Linked DNA regions of Homo sapiens: all the other regions are linked to region 3. The links are chromatin contacts, found by Hi-C or POLR2A ChIA-PET in ENCODE. All regions are on one chromosome and are shown on one strand. Each heading gives the region's core, a stretch centred on a gene start or an enhancer-like site at or near the end of the contact. The rest is flanking DNA. Distances are from core to core; before and after follow the strand shown. Region 1 holds the start of ZBTB8A (zinc finger and BTB domain containing 8A). Region 2 has its middle 32 kb from the start of SPOCD1. Region 3 holds the start of KPNA6 (karyopherin subunit alpha 6).

The links. A loop is a pair of places that touch in the nucleus more often than their neighbours do. ChIA-PET counts read pairs that join two places held with the same protein, here RNA polymerase II (POLR2A). Pooled maps may share reads with other maps.
Region 1: a pooled map shows a loop between it and region 3 (2.0-fold over the local background). The contact joins the promoter of ZBTB8A here to the promoter of KPNA6 in region 3. A Hi-C loop is called at or near these places in 1 of 50 pooled maps.
Region 2: a pooled map shows a loop between it and region 3 (2.3-fold over the local background). The contact joins the enhancer-like site here to the promoter of KPNA6 in region 3. A Hi-C loop is called at or near these places in 1 of 50 pooled maps. POLR2A ChIA-PET finds 5 or more read pairs at or near these places in 3 of 52 experiments (CD4-positive, alpha-beta T cell, H1 and activated CD4-positive, alpha-beta T cell).

Annotation. Positions count from the first base shown.
Region 1 is chr1:32,537,960-32,540,700 of GRCh38, reverse strand. It overlaps ZBTB8A (zinc finger and BTB domain containing 8A), which reads right to left and starts at 1,274. Exons shown (of 5, transcript NM_001040441.3): 1 at 1,129-1,274. RefSeq lists a silencer at 542-911.
Region 2 is chr1:31,846,989-31,850,046 of GRCh38, reverse strand. No RefSeq gene overlaps it. Among named protein-coding and RNA genes, the nearest start is that of SPOCD1, 32 kb to the right of the region's middle. RefSeq lists an enhancer at 1,212-1,261. Within about 2 kb of position 1,331, at least 5 of the 41 ENCODE cell types and tissues checked have a DNase peak (open chromatin) inside an H3K27ac peak, as active enhancers do; they include CD4-positive, alpha-beta T cell, where a contact is called at or near this core.
Region 3 is chr1:32,106,370-32,109,517 of GRCh38, reverse strand. It overlaps KPNA6 (karyopherin subunit alpha 6), which reads right to left and starts at 1,462. Exons shown (of 14, transcript NM_012316.5): 1 at 1,384-1,462. The coding sequence starts at 1,387. RefSeq lists enhancers at 732-1,249, 1,207-1,636, 1,250-1,768.

The DNA of each region.
Region 1 (2,741 bases), core at 25-2,524, 430 kb before region 3:
GAGGATTTTGGAGGCTTTCCTGAAAAAGATCAGTTAAGGTTTTTAGAGCAGGGAAGCGCTGTGTTAAGACTGGCCCTTCTAAAGACTCCTCTGGAGGTGCCTTAGGAGGGAAGGCAGGGCGGGAACAGGAGGCCCTGGGCGGCTATGGTCACCCTAGCCTAGAGGTGAAACGCCATGCTTCATACGTGTTCCCTCATCTGCAAAGTGGAATTACCGTCAGCCTGACTAGGTGGTTGTTTTATGTGAAATTAAGTGAAATAATTCATATAGGTGAAAGCACTCCATTTAAAGTTGTGCAACTATAAAGGTTTATCAAGCATAGAGGTGATATTGACGTGTGTGGTTAGAAGCCCACCAGGTGTGTGTGAATCTACCGCTTCCAAACGCGTCTTAGAATGATGTGGAGTAGGGCCATTGGAACAATCGGGGATACATAAGCGCATCTGAAGGGGAAGGGAACAAGCCGCTGACTAACTCACAAAAGAGGCGGTCCGCATGGGTAGAGATGAGCATGTAAGGTTCCGTCCAGAAGCAAATAGTTGGGAGCTCAACATTGGTTAGGCGCGGTGAGTTCGCCCTCGGTTCTAAGCCCAGATGTCGCATCTTGACATAAAACCAAGGATGGAGGCTGCACCGAGAAACTCGGGCTACTGCCCTGGGAGCCAGGTTCCCCGGCAGCGCCCCTGGCCGCGCCCGCAGAGACTCCGGCCCCGGCCCTGCCCTGCCCTCCCCGCGCGCCCCCGCGGCGGCCGCCCGTCTTTGCTCCGCGCAGCCCGAGCCCCTCCAGAGTCCGCGGCGCCCGACGGCTCCAGACACGCCCGGCGCCGTCCCCGCCGCCTTCCCGCCGCCGCCTCCAGGAGGCTCCGCGCGCCTTCCCGCCTTTCCCCGGGCCGGGCCGGGCGGCGAGGCGGGCGCGGGCGGCGACGGCGCGGCCATTGTCCCGCAGCCCCTCCCGGGCGCCTCCCGCCGCGCTCCCGGCCCGGGGACGTCTGGGGGAGGCGCGCCCGGGGCCCGCATCCCAGCACTGCCGCCGCCCGGGCCGTCAGAGCCCGCGGCCAGGCTCGCGGCGGGTCCCGGGCAGCCCCGACGCCCGCCCGCCCTCCGCCGGCGCCGCGTGCAGCCACTTACCGCGGGCCGCGGCGCACCGGCCGGTCGCGCGCGCGGGCCGAGGGAAGATTCCTGGTTCTCGGCTGGGGAAGGACCCCCTTTCGAGGCCGTTCCTTTGCGCCCTAAAACAAGTAGCCCCAACGTGAGAGAAACAAAAGGTATTTGCTGACGTGGGCGTTGGACAGAAACGCCCGAGGGCTGGGGACACAATTAAAGGGGCAACGCACAGATTTCAGGCACCAACCAGCAGCTTCGCCCACTCCCCCTGCCCTTGCCCACACTCGCTGCACGCTCCAGAGACACCGGGGTGCCCAGATTCTCTAGCAGTTGACTGCGGATCATGATTTTAGTCAGGAGCTGAAATTTAAAATTGTACTTTACGTTGGGAAAGGCGCCTCCGGAGGGCAGAAGGGCTGGATTTCTAGGATCTGGGGATTTGGTTTAGGAAAGAGGGAGGGACTTAGGCGTGCCCACAATTACTGTATAAGTACATGTGACATTATTGTACTTAAGTTTAGCAACGTCAAATGCAAAAGATTTCCACAGAATTTTCCCTTGTACTGAAGCAGTTATTTTAGTTGAGGATAACCTTTTCTAAACCTGTACAGGTCAGAAGCATTTCATTTGAATAGGAAAACCCAGAGAGGCTGAGATAAGAGAACATAATTCTTAGTTAAGTCCAGAGAAATATAAAATTAGTAAAAATAGCAAGTTGCGTCTTTTCCAATGCAAGCATTCATCGTACACCAAGCTTCCTCTGACAAATTTACGTCTCTAATATTTAGAGTACAGATATCAGGTTATACATTTGCTAAAATAGTAAATCAATGGATTTTCACTGTTACTGTAGAAGCATTACTTCTATAAATTAGTTTTCTAGTTCCTTATGCTGGGGTCAGGTACTGAAAAGTACTGTGTTATAGTAAAACTGGAGGGAAAAGGTTCAAATTATCAAAACTTGCGTTTAGCTTTTAATGGATTCCTCTCCTGTTCAAAATCATTCATATTGGACAGTTTGTAACTTTGATTTCAGGAATAATTAGCTATGCATTTTGAGGATACAAGATATTCACAATTGTCTCAATGTCACTTCTGTGTCACTGCAGAGGTGCTTTGCTATTTAGTTGCATTTCCTCACCTTCTGAACAGGTAAGTAGAAACATATTTGAAAACCATTAGGTGTCTGGTGTGTTGGATGTACTCAGATTACTCTGCTAGCGCCCCCATTGAGAATTCCCCCAGAAAGACCTGGACATGGTTTTAGCCAAAGGTTTTATTTTAGCCTTAGTTAATTAAAACATGCAAAAGAGTTCCACAAACATATTCCTCAAGAGAGCACATCAGGTTGGTGATAAACTCTTTGTTGAGGCCGGGTGTGGTGGCTCACACCTATAATCTCAGCACTTTGGGAGGCCGAGGTGGGCGGATCACGAGGTCAGGAGGTTGAGACCAGCCTGGCCAACATGGTGAAACCCCATCTCTACTTAAAATACAAAAATTAGCTGGGCATGGTGGTGCGCGCCTGTAATCCCAGCTACTGGGGCAGCTGAACCAGGAGAATGGCTTGAACACAGGAGGTGGAGTTTGCAGTGAGCCAAGATCGTGCCACTGCACTCCAGCCTGGGTGACGGAGC
Region 2 (3,058 bases), core at 82-2,581, 260 kb after region 3:
GATTGATAGAATTAGAAAACCATCTTTTTTACAACTCCTAATAAAATGATGGATTCAGGCAATAATCCCCTATGGATGAAATTATTAATGTGAAAGGCTGATGGAGAATTTCATAATGGAGGGATCAGATTGTCACACCTGAGCCCATGGGCCCACCCTAGCACTGCTCTTGTATCTCCTGAAGTGAAGTCACGTGCAGTACACAACCCTTACAGTTGTGTCACGTGCAGTACAAACTAAGAACGGGCTGCCTTAGTTTGGATTTCCCAAAAAAGCAGACTGTATCTAGGAAAAGGATCGGGGTGCAAGTGATTTATTTGGAAGATGATCCCAGAAAGCATCCGTCTTTAAGAGAATAGGGAAGTGAGGCAGGGAAAGGCAGAAAGCCAATAAAAAGTGAATTAATGAGTGGGTCTTTACTCCGGGAACTGGAGCTCCATTCCTCTGGGGACCCTCTGAAAGGCTATACAGAACATGTCGGAAACCTTCCCTAGAGAGGCGAGGAAGCTGGGCTATTTAGCCACCAATCTCCACCCAACGCTAGTCAAAGGCTGCTCGGGGTTGTTAACTCCCTGGCTCTTCTCAGGAGCAGAAAATGCCCTCAGGTTGCAAGACTCAGAAGGTCTGCAGGTGGCCTCCAGCACTGGCCCATGGGACATGGTGGGACACCAACAGTGCCTGCTCTGGTGCCTTGCCAGAAGAGTTGAACCTGAGGCCGGACTTCTATCTACAGGAAATATAGGGGATGGAGAAGCAAGTAAATGATACCGCAAAGAGGCAAGTAGACACACCCAGGCCGTGGGGCTCCACAGGACCAATGATTCCTTCAACGAGGGTGTTCTCTGAGCTGGTTCCCACTGTAGGCAACTGGGCATATCCTGCTGGGGCCCCTCAGAGAAACCATGAGGAATACCCTCAGAATTGTTCCACAGAAGGTAGGAAAGCTGACGCATTTATCCATGATTCCAGTCCCTCATTGCTGAGGGCTGCCGCAGGGACATCAGCTTCCTGGACTTCCAAGCTGTGTCTGCTGGAGGGTTGAGTGGCCTTCTGCAGCTAAGGAGAAAGCCCGGAGGCAGAAAAGCTGAGGGAAGCTGCAGGGCGCATTTGAAATGGGGTTCAAGCAGGGTGCATGCAACTGTCCCCCCTGGATGCCCTGAGTCAACTGGGCCAAGCAGGTGTGAGGAGCGCCCCACCAGGGTCTGTACAGTGTCTCAGCAGATGAGTTCCTGCTGCAGGTGCACTTCTGGCCTTGCTGGCTGCCTCCAGCAGATGTAAGAGCTCTGGCCCTTACCACATACTGGAATTTCTCTGTGTGGGCTGTAACGAATGTGTGCCCCCCCCCCCAAGACGTGTGGGTGTGCGTGTGTGCACACATGTGTGTGCGCGCAGGTGATATGAAAGCGCTTTGTAGCCCTGCCTTGCTCTTAGAAGTACCCGATATTTCTCAGAGTGGTTTTCCTGGACCCAACCCATTTCCTCCTCGCAGACAGGGGCTCTGTGACACTTGAGCTTGGTCATGCCACTTCCCTGCTTAAGGTCATCCAAGCAGCACCGATGGCTCCTGAGTTCCCAGACCCTGAGATGCTGGAGTGGGGCTGGAGGATGGGCCATTGCTGGGCTGCCTAGATCAGGCACCTGGGCCCGTGGATCTTACAGGGGTCTCGAGAGGTTGATGGGGTGTTGAGGTCCTGAAGGGAGTACCATGGAGGTGGCCTCCTCCACGGGCCCCTGCCCTTGTCCTGGTCTCTGTCTCTCCCTATTTCTCACCTCTGCTTCTCTTGGTCTCACTTTTCCCATCTCTCTGTCTGCCTCAGTGTCCCCCTCTCTCCCTCCCCCCGACCTCTGTACCAGTTTCCCTACCCCTGGCCCCACTTCTGTCTCGGTCCTGGCCCCACCCTCCACCTGCCTCTAACTCCATTGCTTTTTGCACACCTCCTCCTCCTTCACAATAGTTTTCTTTTTCTTTTCTTTTTTGATGGAGTCTCGCTCTGTCACCCAGGCCGGAGTGCAGTGGTGGAATCTTGGCTCACTGCAACCTCCGCCTCCCAGGTTTAAGCAATTCTCCTGTCTCAGCCTCCCAAGTAGCTGGGATTACAGGCGCACACCACCATGCCCGGCTAAGTTTTGTATTTTTGGTAGAGACGGGGTTTTGCCAGGTTGGCCAGGCTGGTCTTGAACTCGTGACCTCAAGTGATCTGCCTGCCTCGGCCTCCCAAAGTGCTGGGATTACAGGCGTGAGCCACTGTGCCCGGCCCCTCATAATAGTTTTCTGCCTTCCTATCGAGAGTCAGTTTTTCAAGACAAAACAAAACAAAACAAAACCCACCACAACTTTAAAAACTCTTAGAAACATATTTTAATCACAAACGTGCAACACAGAAACATTAAGTTGGATAGAGGAAAAAATTCATAATCCCTTCACCCTAACTCGGCAGCTGTGGTCAATTTTGATGATTCCCTTTCAACCTTTTAAAATGACTTTTTCAATATAGCATCCTATACTTTGATTTTACATTCTGCTTTTTTAATCTAAATAATAAATCCCTTCAGTGGCTTCCAGTTTCTAAGCAAAACCAAAGCGCCTTTATGATGGCCTGAAAGGCCCTGAGTGATGTGCCTACTGGTTCCACCTCCCCTCTGGGGATCTCCCTGGCGTGCCCTCCTCCCAGTCCCCCTCCCTCCTCCCTGCCACTCTGCTCCAGCTACAGTGGCGTCACTTTCCCAAACATGCTAGGCATGGGCTTCCACCTCCCCCAAGGGCCTTACACTGGCTATTCCCTTTTCCTGGAATGTCTTCTCCCAAAAGTATGCATGGGTCACTTCTCACCTCTTTTATGGGTCACTCAAGGATCGTGTTCTCAGTCCAGCCTATCATGATCACCACCTAAATGGCAACATCCCCAACTTTACTCCCAATCCAGTTTTTCATAACAATGATGTTGCAAAACCATTCTACACACACATGTCAGACAGGCCCCTTTGCTCATGACTTTCTCAGCCATCCCCTGGTTGGACATTTTGGTTGAAGTGGAATTGTTGGGTTTAAAACTGTACA
Region 3 (3,148 bases), core at 213-2,712:
ACTAGAGGGCCAGGTCATTTAAAAAAAAAAACAAAACAAAAAAACAGGCTGGACGCAGTGGCTCACACCTGTAATCCCAGCACTTTGGGAGGCCGAGGCAGGCGAATCACTTGAGGTCAGGGGTTCGAGACCAGCCTGGCCAACATGACGAAACCCTGTCTCTACCAAAAACACACAAAAATCAGCCGGGCGTGGTGGTGGGTGCCTGTAATCCCAGCTACTCGGGAGGCTGAGGCAGGAGAATCGCTTGAACCCGGGAGGCAGGAGGTTGCAGTGAGCCGAGATCGCGTCACTGCACTCCAGCCTGGGCGACAGAGCAAGACTCTATCAACAACAACAACAAACAGCAGTTACAAACTAGGCTTGGGAGTGTTCACCCTGGCTTAGCCACTGCATGACCTTGGGTAAGTTACTTTACCTCTCTAAAGCTCAGCTTCCACATCTGTAAAATGGCAATGGTAGCATCTATTTCCTTAGGTTGTACAAATTAAGTAAAACAAGACATGTAAAGCAATCAGAACAATGCCCGTACGTAGAAAGAGCTTAGCAAATTTCACAATTTTTACTGCTTTAGAGGAATTACCACTGTTGGTTCTGTCTCTAAATCCAAAGACTTCGCCATGGTATTCTCTCTGAACAGAGGCCTTGCCAGCCGGAGTCCCCTCAGAAAGATCAACAGGTCGCTCCTTTTCTCCTTACCAGGGCCAGCCCAGAAACCTAAAGTCCTCAACCTAAAGATGGCCAAGAGGACTTGGCCTTTGGTGTTCTACCATCACAAGCGATGCCACTCTGAGCCCAACCGAACCACACTATTTCCGCCTTGATTCCGTTCTCCCGGCCTTCAGCGGCGCAAGCTGCCCTCGGCCTGGCTGCCCATGCTTACCGGCCTAGTGCTGGCTCGCCTGACGTCCCCTCACTAGAGGACTCCACCTCGCTACGTAGGTAGGACTTCCCTGAGTTCAGGGGAGCCACTGAATCTAGTCAAGACACGCGTTGGCCAAACACAACCCAGGAGAAAGCTACCTTAGCGCCGCCCAGGCCTGCCGCCGGGAGCCCGTCCCCCAGCCCCAGTCTGGGCGCAGGACAGAGAGTAGGCCCCTTTCTACCTCCCAGGAACACGTGGGCTCCTGCCCGAGGCCACCATGTGGGGGGCTCCAGGCGTGCCAAGGTGTCCCCGAAACCAGCACCAAAGGACTGCTTCCAGCACGGGCCCTAGCTCGGCCCAAAACTGGCAAGAGGGGCACTCCCGGCCTGACTTTTCCCCTCAGACCTAGCTAGAGGGGATGCAGACATCTTCCGCAGACCGGAGACAGGCTCTCGCCAAATCCCAGGCCCCGACACTCCCTGAGCCCAAGAACCCTACTGCGTGGTTTCCTCACTCACCCATCGCGGGTCCGCTCGCTCACTCTTGGCGGCGGAGGCAACGGCGGCAGCTTCAGCGGCAGCTTTCAGTAGACAATATGGCGGATCTGTAGGACGGCAGCCCGAAAGGGACAAACCAGTTAACTCCAGGACGAAACGCTTTATTGGCCCAATCGCCTATCATTACACCGAAAGTGCGCACTTAAAGAGACCGCAGCTACTAAAGGTGGGGAGTGGAAATGAAATAGGAAAGGAGTGGTTGGGAGGAGACTGGAAGGGATACCTAAGAAAGTTAAGTGTGTCTAGGAGTTCCCAGCTGTTTCTGCTACTATTTCTTTTTTATAGTGAGATTTCTTTACCCGGAACTTTTTCTCCCAGAAGCTTATCCCTCCTTTTTTTTTTTTTTTTTTTTTTTTTTTTTTTGAGACGCAGTCTCGCTCTTGTCCCCCCAGGCTGGAGTGCGATGGCGCGATCTCGGCTCACTGCACACTCTGCCTCCCGAGTTCAAGCGATTCTCCTGCCTCGGCCCCCCGAGTAGCTGGGATTACAGGCGCCTGCCACCACGCCTGGCTAATTTTTGTATTTTTACTAGAGACGGTGTTTCAACCATGTTGGCTAGGCTGGTCTTGAACTCCTTACCTCAGGTGATCCGCCCGCCCCCAAAGTGCTGGGATTACAGGCTTGAGCCACCGCTCCGGGCCAGTTTATCCCTTCTTCTAATAGTTGAAACCAATCGGCTGGGCGCTGTGGCTCACGCCTGTAATCCCAGCACTTTGGGTAGGCCGAGGCGGGCGGATCACCTGAGATCAGGAGTTCGAGACCAGCCTGCCCATGGTCTCTACTAAAAATACAAAAATTAGCTGGGTGTGGTGGCGCATGCCTGTAATCTACTTGGGAGGCTGAGGCAGGAGAATTGCTTTAACCCGGGAGGCAGAGGTTGCAGTGAGCCGAGATTGTGCCACTGCATTCCAGCCTGGGAGACAAGAGCAAAACTCCGTCTCTAAAAACAAAAACAGCAATCATAGACCTTGGGCTGAATATGAACAACGAATCATCTAGAGAGGGGAAGTGCCTTGCTCAATGAGGCTATGGAGAGAAGGAAACAAAGAAGTAAGACTAAACTCAGGTTTTCTGATTAGGCCTACGTAGGTAGCCCTAGTTGAGGTTGCAATCTTATTGGGAGATGAGAAATAGAAAAATAGGGCTGGGTGTGGTGGTTCACGCTTGTCTATAATCCTAACACTTTGGGAAGCTGAGGCCAGAGAATCACTTGAGGCCAGGAGCTCAAGACCAGACTGGGCAACACAGTGAGACCCCATCTCCACAAAAAATAAATTAAAAGAAAAAAATTAGCCAGGCATGGTAATGAGCACTTGTACTTGGGCGGCTGAGGCGAGAGGATCACTTGAGTCCGGGAGGTCAAGGCTGCAGTGCCATGACTGTGTCACTATACTCCAGGTTGGGTGATAGAGTGAGACCCTGTCTCTAAAAAAAAAAAAAAGAGAGAGAGAGAGAGAGAAAGAAATGGGCTGGACATGGTGGCTCATTCCTGTAATCCCAGCATTTTAGGAGGCTGAGGCGGCAGATTGCTTGAGCCCAAGAGTTCGAGACCAGCCTGGGCAACATAGCAAGATCCCCCGTCTCTAAAAAAAAAAAAGAAAAACAATGAGACCCATGCAGTATAGTTAACAGAGTGATTTCATAATCATTTCATTTATCCTCACAGCAAGCTCCTTGAAGGCAGGGGTGGGTTCTATATTGTTTACCACCGTATCTCCAGCACCTA